Regions from separate parts of the Mus musculus genome. Here all the other regions are linked to region 3. A link is a loop called in an ENCODE intact Hi-C map of the cell type or tissue named here. Cell type or tissue: left cerebral cortex. All regions are shown on one strand.

Region 1 (4,000 bases), 230 kb before region 3:
TTTGTACCTCTGATGTTCTGAAAAAGTACATTTTCTGCAAACAGCCAAGTTTATGTCAGTTCGTCATGGCAGTCCTAGGAAGTTCTTGTAGATTTTGGCAATAGGATGTGGGGTGTAGCCTTAAAAGAGACTGTGTGGTCTTCTCTCCCCAGGATCATGCCTACAGCAGAGTCTGCTTCAAAAGGACAACTTTAGTAATATTTCTTCAAAAATTGCTCTCAAACAATAGTATTTTTTAAACTAATATAAATAAACACTGGAGACAGTGAGGAGCATGACCATACTAAGACCTTGAAGGGTTTTAGAATATAAAGTATATAGAACAGAGAAAGATAGAAGAGTCCACCACACAGGCTGACAGCTGTGTAACCCTCCAGCTGCCACTTACTTCTGTGGGGCAACACAAAGAAGTGCCACATAACTGGCACTTTTAAATGGCTCAAAGGAAAAGGAAGACCATGATGTAACATATAAAAAGTATTTGAAATTAAATTTCAGCTTCTAGCAAAGCTGTGCTCAACCATTAATGCCAGTCTCATGGTTTACTCATGGAAGAGATGAGAAGATTCAAGAGATTTTATTGTCTGCCAAACCTAAATTACTTACTATTTGGTCTCAGAGCTATCCACTTAAGACCAAACACAAATATACAGTAATTGTCATATTTCCTACTGTGACTCTAACTGGTGTTGGGTTTTTATGGAGAATAATAAAGGATAATCAAAAGAAACAAAGTATATTATCTGCCTAAAAGGAGTTTGACATCTAAACTACAAAGACTGGGAACTAGGATAGGAATTCTTTATTTGCTATTAGAGAAGGAATCCACCATTTTAATAAAATTATAAGATTGTATAAAAATTACAAGACTGGGTTTAAGCAGAAAGCAAGTGCTTAGCAGTTATCTGAGTGCCTTAAAAATATAAAGGCATGTGCTGTACCTACTGTCACCAGTGTGACATATCTGAAATGAAAACAAGCAACCTTTATCAAATCTCTCTGGTTGATGTGCTGCTAAACCACAAACTTTGTTGCCCCCCCATATGATTCTCTTATATTTGTTTGAAGTTTTTTTAATTATTATTTGTTTTGCTGATGCTAACTCTGAATATCTGATTCTCCTTTTCCAACTGTTTGGGATTATAGTCTCCTGCCCAAGCCCAAATATGATGCAGGAAAAAAGAAAGGGTGGGAAGGAGGAAGGGAAAGAGGGAATGGAAAGAAAAAACCGTAAGTAAAGGTGTTGTGGTGGCATTCACCTGTAAGTCTCAGGCAAAGGCAGGCAGACTTCTGTGAGTTATATACCAACAGGGCTACATAGAGAGATCCTGTCTCAAAATAAATGAATGAATGAATGAATGAATCAATCAATCAATCCATATATCATGTATCACCCATCACTGTCAGCAGTAATTAAGTGACACAAGTATTGACTTAGGTCTCTTTTTCCGTTCAAACATTGCTTATCTTGGATGTCTTCTAGAAATCACTTAACCAATTCCTCCTCCAGTTCACATATGAAAAAAAAAATCAGGTCTGAATTACATGGTTTTTTTTCTACCACAAATAAAACTCATAGTGTAGTAGGAACCCTCTCCATTCAGATTCAAATTACTAGAAAAATAAGGTACAAATACATCTAATTCCACTCAGATTTAGGGGAGAGAAACTTCAAGTAGTTTCCGTTATTTGCAGCTGCTTTGGAGAAGTGACAATTAAATGTGTGAACAAGGTTGTCAGAGTAACACTTGCCATTCACACTGCTTAGGAAAGACCCTCCGAGATTTCCAGAAACACTAATTAAAATTAAGAAAAGCTGCTCACGGGGACTTGTCAGAAAGGTATAGTCTGTGAGAGTGGGGGAAGAAAGCCCAATGGTCTCGAAGTTCATAAACGGAAGTTTCTAAGTAAAGTCTACCTTAACCCAACCCACCTAACCCTGGGTTCTCACTGCCTTAAGCCCAAGAGCTCACCAGCCACTGAAGTCACAGTTACTCCTGTCCAGACAGCTCAACCATTCGGGAAATCAAGGTTTCGAGGAGAGGTAGTGGTGGGGGTGGTAGGGATGGGGAATAACTTTCCTTAGAGACCCAAGAGGTGAGAGAGGCAAAAAGAGGCGTCTCTCTGCTAAACAGCAGGGGAGAGCGCCAACTCGCAGTGGCTTTAGAAGCCCTGGGGGCGAATCGCTTCTCTTTCCTTTCCTTTTAACTCGTGAACGTAGGCACTCGCAAATCAAGAATGCCGAAGGACGGTACCCACCTGCGGCCCCAAACACCAACAGAAGTTCCTCGGCCAGGACTCAGACGGACCAGGGCCGCGTACACCCCTCCAGCTTTACGCACCGCACTTTTCAGCAATAGGCCTTGCGATTGGTTGACCTGCAAGGAAATCTCAGTTCTATTGGCTGCCAATGGCGTGTAGGCGGGACTTTGGGGCTAGCTCTGACAGGCCCCCCGCTCCAGTTCCCAGAGTTCCGATTGGGTCATCGTAGGAGCTTCAAGATGGCGGCGGCAGACACTTGCGGCGCGGGTACCCTCAGCTCCCGGTCTGTGGCGTCCGAGGCGGGTCAGGGCGGCACCTCTAGTTTCCAGAGGAAGGGCAAGGCCTCTGGGGGCCCCGGAGGGGGCCCTCGGCTGCTGTCCATTGCTGGCACGCGACCGTCGGTGCGGAATGGACAACTGCTGGTGTCAACCGGGCTCCCAGCCCTGGACCAGCTCTTAGGTCGGTTCAGAATAAATATGTGGGCGCGTTCCAGGAGAAACTTGGGGGAGGGACTCCTGGGCAGCCCATCACCCCTGTGCTTGGCCCGGCCCCACGCACCCATTTCCTTTTTCCCTCTCTTCTTCATAAGCATGGTTAGGATGACCTGCCCTGACAGAGGAAGACTGGGAGGAAACTTGCATGGAGATGTCAAGAGGTGTGCACTAAGCCCGCCTTAAGACCCAGACTCCTTACTCTTCTCTGTTCAGCACCTCATTTCTAGATGACCATGGACTCCCTACATGCCATTACCCTAAAATGATTACTACTGAAAAAGAAACACATATGGAAAGGAATTGGCTTGTAGGATCCTCTGCTGGTGTCTTAGGACTCCTTCCTTCCAACCCCGGGTAGCTTAAAGCTGGGACTAACCCACAAAACTTTTTAGAGTTTTAAAGAAGGGTTCCTTTAGAAAAAGTTGAAAGTATTGCCCTCTTTCCCACAGCCTGGCTACTCATCTTAAATAGTAGAGCGGTATGGTTCTAAAGAGTGGATGTTAAAGATGCCTGTTGACTCAAAGAAATGACAGTCCTTGGTATTCAGATAGTTCTACACCCCACCCGAGTTTCTTTTTTTTTTTTTTAATTTTTTTTATTAGATATTTTCTTCATTTACATTTCAAATGCTATCCCAAAAGTCCCCTATGCCCTTATCCCCGCCCTGCCCTCCTACCCACCCACTCCCACTTCATGGCCCTGGCATTCCCCTGTACTGGGGCATATAAAGTTTGCAAGTCCAATGGGCCTCTCTTTCCAGTGATGGCCGACTAGGCCATCTTCTGCTACATATGCAGCTAGAGACACGAGCTCTCAGGGTACTGATTAGTTCATATTGCTGTTCCACCTATAGGGTTGCAGACCCCTTCAGCTCCTTGGGTACTTTCTCTAGCTCCTCCATTGGGGGCCCTGTGTTCCATCCAATTGATGACTGTGAGTATCCACTTCTGTATTTGCCAGGCACTGGCATAACCTCAGAGGAGACAACTATATTAGGGTCCTTTCAGCAAAATCTTGCTGGCATATGCAATAGTGTCTGGTTTTGGTGGCTGATTATGGGATGGACCCCTGCCACCCGAGTTTCTTAAATATGTTCTTATCATCTCTGGAATTTTTTGGGTTTTTTTTGTTTGTTTGGTTGGTTGTTTGGTTTGGTTTGGTTTTTTTTTTTGGGGGGGGGGGTCGAGACAGGGTTTCTCTATGTAGCCCTGGCTGTCCTGGAACTCACTTTGTAGACCAGGCTG
Region 2 (4,000 bases), 330 kb before region 3:
TAGAGACAATAATACATCACGGAATTGGAAGATTACAAATGAGTATTTTATACAACTTGCCATAGAAGTTGAAAGAAGTACTGTCTAATGATTCAACTACTATAGAAGGTAAATTAATGCCAGAATAAAATGCTAGGACTTTAGGAGGCAGATATAACTCAGAACGTAAAACAAGTGCTACCAATTCTGACAAGCTGAGTTCAGTCCTCAGGTCCCACATGGTAGAAGGAGAAAGCTGATGCCCATAAGTTGTACTCTGACCTCTAGCACATTCTGTGGCATACCCACACATAGAAATGCATGGACAGTAAAAATCAATGCAATTGGAAAAGAGTTATGACTTCATTCTCTAAACCTGCTTTGCTCAATGTTGTAGCTATTAATGATATGAGGCTATTGAAACTGAAAATAGGTAGTCCAGACTGAGAGGTGCTAATTTACATTATTCCATTTTATAATGAAACTATTCTGGATGTCAAATATAATATTTTCAAAGTCTCACATAGAGCTTGAATTTGGGGTTTGCTATATTTCTATTGAATGATGTTGTTCTAAAATGGAAATTAATGATTAGTGATCCATGTCAGAGCCATCTTGAGGAGTTTATTCAAATGTTAATTATTTGGATTATAAGACAAGCCATCTGTTTTTTTTTTCAATGAACTAAACACAACAACAGCAATAAGTTGTTTGTGAAGAAGTGAGTTTTACCAAATATATTTTCAGAAACAGAACCACCAGACTCAATGTTTCAAGTGTCTGAATACATACCCAAGCAAACCACCGATAAGACATCTTTGAAACAGAGAAAGTTAAAGAGAATGTATTTATTGGATGATATCAATTAAATATTGACAGCTTAGGTTGACCAAGGACACCTTGGAGATAAAGCAAAAAGTTCATCTCATTTAGTGCACAATGCTAGAATTCTTGGAGATGAGAATGAAAAGCATTTGTGAGTTCATATGAAAAAACATCAAACAAACTGGCTAAAGAAAATAAATTACACAATAACCTGATGGAATAGTATATCAAAACTTTTGTTCTCAAAATTGGACTTCTTGAACATATTTCTGTATACAGACAAGGGTCAAGAAGGATTATTTGAGGGCTAGGTAAGGTATATGGGGGCTTTCTTATAATATTGTACAGGGAGAGATTCACAATACTCACTATGCATTTTGGTAGGCTCACACACATAGTTTTCTAAGCCCAGGAATGAAGCTAGATCCTGCCACTGTATAATGGTCTTTGCTTTAAACATGACAAAATCTATCCATTGGAGAACCCAATCTGTGCTTTTATATTTAGATTTTAAAGTCAACTGTATCATTCTGCAGTTTTTCCTTACGTCATGCAATGCTCATTACAGTAAATAATTTATCCTATTAGAATATTTCCTACCTAATTTTATCTTTGGTGCTTCTTGAATTGATATTTGGAAGAAATAAGACAAAAGGGAAAGTACATCTAAGAAAGTAGCAACACCAAAACTACTTTGTATTGCCAAGGGAGATCATATTAAGGTCTCAAAACTAAGATGATTCTCATCTCCAGATACAATGGGGGGGGGGGGGGGAGAGAGAGAGAGAGAGAGAGAGAGAGAGAGAGAGAGAGAGACAGAACACAACAGCACAGTTCATTCTGTTAAGAACGCTGTTTCTACACCTGGATAATTATATACCCGGCCTTTGTCCTTGATTTGTTTCCTCATCTACAAAATAGTTCTAGCAACATCTTCCGCAGCTGTCTCACTGGGATGAAGCGAAAGCGACAAAGAGATAGAAAATGGGAAAGGATTTGCAGTTAAAAAATATTTTAAGTCAGTTGTTCAGGTTTAACGGAAATTATTAGGCATAATTTGTTAGCCATCCTCATCCTTATCACCAACTGCCCGTCCCCAGTATAAACAAATAGGACCGGAGTTGCTCAAGGTAAAGTAAGAGGAACCTAGGATGAAGGTGCACCTTAGGAGATGTAGAGGGATGCAACAATCGTGGTGTCGGGGCAAAGGAAGAATTAGAGCAAATTGAGGAAAGGCATTTCTCTGCGTACCTCTCACTGTTGACAAAACCTCAGAAATCCCGACGCGTTACCATAGCGGCCGCGTCTGGACTGGAGGCGGGGCCTTTCAGTAATGTGCACCAACAACTAGGGCGCGACTGGAAACGTACTCCCGCTGTACTCCAACTTCCGGCGGAAAAGAAAGTGGGTTCCGCTTTCCGTCCGGCTGCCGCAGCAAGTGGACTCCTGCTCCAAAGTGAAGCGCCATAAGTCTGACGCTGTGTGGAGCCAGGGGAAGGCATCAGCAGGGACAGCCTCGGTGGGGCGGACGCCTGCCTGTGGACGCCGCGTGTCCGCCAAGCTGCGGCTGCTTCAGGGTGAGTTGGTTTCTAAAGTCTGGAGGACTGTGGCATCCTGGAGTGCATAGCTTCGGGAGCAACGTCTTTATGGGCTGTGAGGATCTTTGCCCCAGCAAGAGGACTCCCCTTTCCCCGAGCCCGTGCGGTGCTGTCATTTTGTGCGTCTTTATTTTTACTCTAGAAGAAAGAAGCGAACCAGGGAAATTCAGGAACTATGTATGTCCTTAACATTTCTTTGGTATTCCATTCCTTTTATCTGTTCGTTTCATACATACTTATTAAGCTCCTGTGTGTTTAGTGAGCACCTGTATGCCAGTTTTGCCATTAGATAAGAAATACCTTTTTAAAATTTTAATTAGGTATTTTCTTCATTTACATTTCCAATGCTATCCCCAAAGTTCCCCATACCCCTCTCCCCCCCCACACACACTCTCCTACCCACCCACTCCCACTTCTTGGCTCTAGCGTTCCCCTGTACAAAGTTTGCAAGACCAATGGGCCCTCTCTTTCCACTGATGGCCGACTAGGCCATCTTCTGATACATATGCAGCTAGAGACAAGAGCTTCGGGGGGTACTGATTAGTTCATATTGTTGTTTCACCTATAGGGTTGCAGACCCCTTTAGCTCCTTGGGTACTTTCTCTAGCTCCTCCATTGGGGGCCCTGTGATCCATCCAATAGCTGACTGTGAGCATCCACTTCTGTGTGACAGCTATATCAGGGTCCTTTCAGCAAAGTCTTGCTAGTGTATGCAATGGTGTCAGCGCTTCTTAGAAGCCTATCCATCACCCAGGCTCATTATCAATTTCTTTTTATAACATTGTAAATTTATTTAGGTGATATGCATATTCCATGAAATATTTAATAGGTTTTCAGTATCTTTATATCCTTGTATCCTTGTACATGGCATTTATGGGACATTTAAAATGGAAATATAGACTTTCTTGGGCTTGCAATTTACTCAAGTAGTAAGGAATCTAGGAGGAATATTTCTTTATTCTGGTTGTAATGAATTGCTGTAACATTTCTGCTGCAGGTCATCAGAGAAGGCTCCCTTCTAGGTCAAAGGACGCTGATGGCTTTGGAGCAGACACTCAAAAAGGATTGGTACAGCATTCTGGGTGCAGACCCATCTGCAAATATGTCAGACCTAAAACAAAAATATCAGAAACTCATATTACTGGTAAGTCTTTTCAGATTTGAAATCATGGTGGGGAAAACAGTTTTTTTTGTTTTTCAGTGCGACCAGAAATTTAAGCTTCAAAACATTTCCATCAATAGGAATCTAGATATTTGTTTGTTCATTTGAACATTTTTGTAGTAGAGGAAAAGGATTTTGACTAGGTGTGGGATAGCATGGTAGTGACTGAGTTAGAATCCCCTGACTCTCTCACTCTCAGAACCTGGATTACTTTTCTCTATTCGTCTCAGATAATTTTGACTGAAATAATCCATGTTGGGTCTCTAAAACCGTTTTTACTTAATAAGTGTTGAAATCCACTGTCCACGACCATACTAGTGAGCACTTGAAATGTGTAATATTCTATGTGTAAAATTGTAGGCCGGGGCCTAGCAAACACATAAGTAGATGCTCACAGTCAGCTATTGGATAGAGCACAGGGCCCCCAATGGAGGAG
Region 3 (4,000 bases):
AAGCATCGCCGGCGGCTGCTCTCCGCGGCCTGGGGCACGGAGGAGCCTCTACGTCCCTTTGCGCTGACCGCGAGCTTTTGGAGGCGCTGAAGCTGAGAGCTGCGGTTTGCGGGGGCGCCCTGCAGCCTAGCTGCTCTCCGAGAGCTCCAGCCGCACTTGCGCTGGTGCAGAGCCAGCCGCCTGCCTGAAGATCCGCGCTGTTGTGGCTCGCGCGGACCGTCGCCCTCCGACGCGGGCTTTCGCTGGAAGTAGAAAGTTTGGGCTCCTGCGTGGAAACTTCTCAGGCCCAACTCTCCCGGCGTAGCAGTGGGGGAGGGGACCGGCGAGAGGGGAGGAAAGAAGAGAGGGAGAGACCTGCCAGGATATTGAAATATAAAGAAATTGAGAAGAAAGAAGCGGGACTCACCTTTAAGAGGCATCCTCTCTTTCGTCGTTGTCAAGGCTCCTGTCAAGAGTTTTGAGGGCTTTTTTTTTTTTTTTTTTTTTTTTTTTGGTTTTTGTTGTTTGGGTCCCCCCCCCCTGTTGTTGCTTAAAGACCACAACGGTTTGAAATGACGGTATTTTAAAGGAGTTGCTCGTGAGAGTTTTCTCCACGGACGCTGCTGGGTTGGTGTGTGAGAGCAATTCTCAGATCCCTGGGAAGAAGACAGAGATTGACAATAAAATGGGCTGTCAGCGGCTGGAGAGTGAGAGATAAAGAGTGTGGGGAAGTGGCTGCAGCCAGCACACCTATGCTGATTGGTGATGGCTCAAGTGTGTTAATGTGTGTGTGCCGGCGCCCGGCCTCGCCTCCACCGCTCCTCACTGGCCCATTAGCGAAGCCTGACCTCTGTCATCATCCTCCAGCAAAACACTTCCTCCTGCGCCTGAACCAGAGCGGGAAATGAGGCCGAGCCACGGTTCGCTTTTCAAACCCACTAATCACTCCGCAACATGCAAATGCACCGCTCGCTCCCACACAAAATATTGCTTTATGCAAAGCAGCGCCGGGGCCTCGCGCCAGCCGATTGGATGCTCCCTCTCCCTGCCTGGTGCAATTGGTCGGTTTGTTTGAATATGAATACACTTGTTTTCGGCTCTGCCGGTGGGTCCCGGCTTCTCTCTCCGGCGCTGGGCCCCCCGCTCCTAGGCTCTGGCGCTCGCCGAGGTCTCCCGCTCCATGCGCTTCGGCGGCCAGCGCTGCGGCCGCGAACTTGATCAGTCTAATGGAGGCCTCTGAGCTGGAAGCATGCTGCCCCCGTAACCCCAAGCTGGGCCAGGGGTTCTCAGTCCGTGGAGGTAGCAAGTTTCACCATCTCTACGAGGTCCTTTCTTGTACAGTGGCCTGCCGCTCCGCCCCATTTCACCCTAACTTCCCACCCCTTGTCCACCTCGGCCTTGGCCCCAGGACACAAAGTACAGCGGTGGCGGCTCTCTAGCCCACCTGACTTTTAGGAACAAGAGAAAAGAGGCGGGAGTGTCCCTGGATCCCAGCAGCCCCCACTCCGGCGATGGTGGCACAACTATGCCTAGGCCCGAAGAGGGCCTCCAGGCCGAGAACTCAGCGAGGCCCGGCGGTCACCCCAGCTCAGGCCTCCCGAGCCTGCCCATTTTCCCCCCACCCCACTCCCGCACCGCTGGCATTTTCTTCTCTTTCTGCTTTCCGAAGCCGCCGTGCTCAGCGGAGCGGACGCACTGCCCCAGCCTGGAGAGGCTCGAGTAAACACGCCACTTACTTTGTGTACAGAGGATTCTTGTGAAAAGCTCTGAAGAGTCCTCACCAAACACTCTCCAACTTCTCCCACGTGCCATTTGTTGACTAAGTGCGGCTGCTTTTCCAAGCCATCGAAAGGAGGGGAAGACAAGAGGGGAGGGGAAGTAGTGGAAGCCTGAGGGTGGGGGTGGGGTTTGACCAATGCTGGGAGAGATTCTGCAAGTGTGTGTCCTCGCCGGCTTTCTTGGTGTGTCAACGTGTGTCGTTGTGAGGAACCGGTTATCTGTGTGTGGTGCTTATGTATCCCCGCCAAGACTCCCTTCTCTTGGGTCAGCTCAGTCCACGGAGGCAATTCCCCTTCAACTGTTGCCAGAAAAACGGCGAGGACAGTAAGTAAATGGCTTTTCCCTCCTGACCACACACCAGAAGTCCATTTGTTGAATGCCGGACATTAGGATACACCTCAGTACACTCCAAAGACGTCCCTTGGAGTCTGCAGTTTAGGTGACAGGGGAGCAGGCAGCCGCCTTGTCCTGAGCTGTCCGGAGCTATCTCGCAGCCTGCGGGCCTTGGAGCCGAGAAGTAGAAGGCCTGAGATCCGGAACACACTCAGAACCCAGCAAAGGGAAGTGGGGTTGGCAAAGATCAGGCAAGGAGGCCGAAAGCCACCATCGAAGCCTTTGATTTTTTTTTTTTTTTTTTTTGACTTAGGGAAAGAACCGAAAGTCAGCGTCCAGCAGTAGTCTGCTCACTCAGTTGATCTCTGGCAGGCTGCGCTGATGAATCCCCATGGGAGTTGGAGCCAGATGGACGCTGCAGGCTGCCTCTGAGCCTGATTTGGACATCCTAGTCTAGCCCTTGCCTGGGGCCCAGCAATAAGGACCCAAGGAGCCTTAGCAGAGTTCCGGGGACAGAAGAGGCCTTCCGTAACCCGAGCCAGAGGTGGGTTAGCACAAACTGCTCATCTCCTCAGCTTGGGAAAGGTGGCTGACTAGCTGGGCTCACTCTGGAGGACCTAAGGCACTGGATCGGAGCTAGAAGGAAACACTGGCCAGAGGCTAAGAAGGTGGTGCCACTGCTGCAGTTGGCGGCCTCCAGTGAAAGATTTCGTAGGACCGGGACTTTCAGAGGTTCCCAGGAAGTCCTGCCTGAAGTCCAAGTTCCAGATCAGAGAAGTCAGCATTCTCCTTTTCTCCCCTTTTACATCTCAAGCAAGCATTAAAGAAGCAAGATGAGGGGGGGGGGTGCCCAGCGACTGTCCCAATTGGAGGCGGCGAATATCATTTTTACAACCTCTCAATTAGCAACCCAGTGGATTAGCACCCTCTTAAGCTTTGCCTAAGAAAGAGGCAGCCATAATCTTGTTGCTATTTCCCCCCAGGGCACTGGCTCTTTCAATCAGCCCCTTCTCCCACCCACAACCCCCATCTCACCTCAGAGAAAAGTTTTAACAAAAAAATCAGAAGAAGCTAGGAGCCTGGCATGAATGCCGCTGACGTCATTGGGTGGGGATGGGGGCTTCGGGTGGGACTGTTGGAAACTGCACAAACAAGAAACAGAAAGGACTTGGCTGCTCTAGTGTGTCAATATTTGGGGAGGGGAGCTGAGGAACAGAAAGAGGCAAAGTTTCTAAAGTTTAAGGAAAGGGATGAGAGCCAGGATCTCTCTCTCTCTCTCTCTCTCTCTCTCTCTCTCTCTCTCTCTCTCCTCTCTCTCTCTCCCTCCCTCCCTTCCTACTCTCTCTCTCTCTCTCTCTCTCTCTCTCTCTCTCTCTCTCTCTCTCTCTGCCTGTCCTTGGTGAATCATCTTTTCTGCCAAGCACCTGCTGTCGGGAAGAGACCTGGAAGGAGGGAGGCTAAAACCAAGGTGCAAGGCACTAGTAAAACGGAGACAACGCTCGGGTCGCCATTTTAACTGAGGCTTTCAACCCGTCGGAGGCCCATTTCGCTTGTCCTCCAGTGTTAGTGTTAGAATAGAAAGGCTGGCGAAGCTGCATTTTAGGCGCCCCCCCCCCGACCCCCGCTGCCTTTCACTACTACTCTGCTACTCTTTCCTCCGTTCTACCCTCTGACCCGTGCGAGGACGGGTTTTCCTCTGGCCGGGTAACTGAAAGCTCGTGGTGTAGAGTGGCGCTGGGGGCATCGAGGTTTGCCCGACGGTGTTCAGAACCTCTCTAACCATCATGGATGCGAAAGTAGGAGGCCCCTTCAGAATCACTCCCAACAGTCCCTGGTAGCCTGTACCCACCGCATTTAGTCTCTGTCCCGAGAGCGGCCCCTGGCGAGGCAAAGAAGTGCCCAGTTCTCT

What was found. Peaks named below come from ENCODE experiments on the same cell type or tissue, not always from the same donor. Only the 100,000 strongest peaks of a DNase experiment are listed, where the experiment ranks them.
Region 1: it touches region 3 in a loop (3-fold over the local background); 14 of 42 quality-filtered maps call a loop at or near these places.
Region 2: it touches region 3 in a loop (2.8-fold over the local background); 6 of 42 quality-filtered maps call a loop at or near these places.

The regions. Positions count from the first base shown.
Region 1 is chr2:105,902,990-105,906,989 of GRCm38, reverse strand. It overlaps Elp4 (elongator acetyltransferase complex subunit 4), which reads left to right and starts at 2,426. Exons shown (of 10, transcript NM_023876.4): 1 at 2,426-2,721. The coding sequence starts at 2,502. It overlaps Immp1l (IMP1 inner mitochondrial membrane peptidase-like (S. cerevisiae)), which reads right to left and starts at 2,352. Exons shown (of 7, transcript NM_028260.2): 1 at 2,260-2,352. In left cerebral cortex, no CTCF peak of the experiment used is centred here; DNase peaks (open chromatin) are centred at 1,923 and 2,410; H3K4me3 peaks cover 1,832 bases; H3K27ac peaks cover 942 bases.
Region 2 is chr2:106,001,475-106,005,474 of GRCm38, reverse strand. It overlaps Dnajc24 (DnaJ heat shock protein family (Hsp40) member C24), which reads left to right and starts at 1,926. Exons shown (of 5, transcript NM_026992.3): 1 at 1,926-2,381; 2 at 3,400-3,546. The coding sequence starts at 3,439. In left cerebral cortex, a CTCF peak has its summit at 2,255; a DNase peak (open chromatin) is centred at 2,186; H3K4me3 peaks cover 1,644 bases; H3K27ac peaks cover 827 bases.
Region 3 is chr2:105,672,379-105,676,378 of GRCm38, reverse strand. It overlaps Pax6 (paired box 6), which reads right to left and starts at 635. Exons shown (of 12, transcript NM_001310144.1): 1 at 407-635. RefSeq lists a cis regulatory region at 1,021-1,155, a promoter at 574-1,155 and an enhancer at 3,846-4,000. In left cerebral cortex, no CTCF peak of the experiment used is centred here; DNase peaks (open chromatin) are centred at 61, 956 and 1,636; H3K4me3 peaks cover 1,871 bases; H3K27ac peaks cover 983 bases.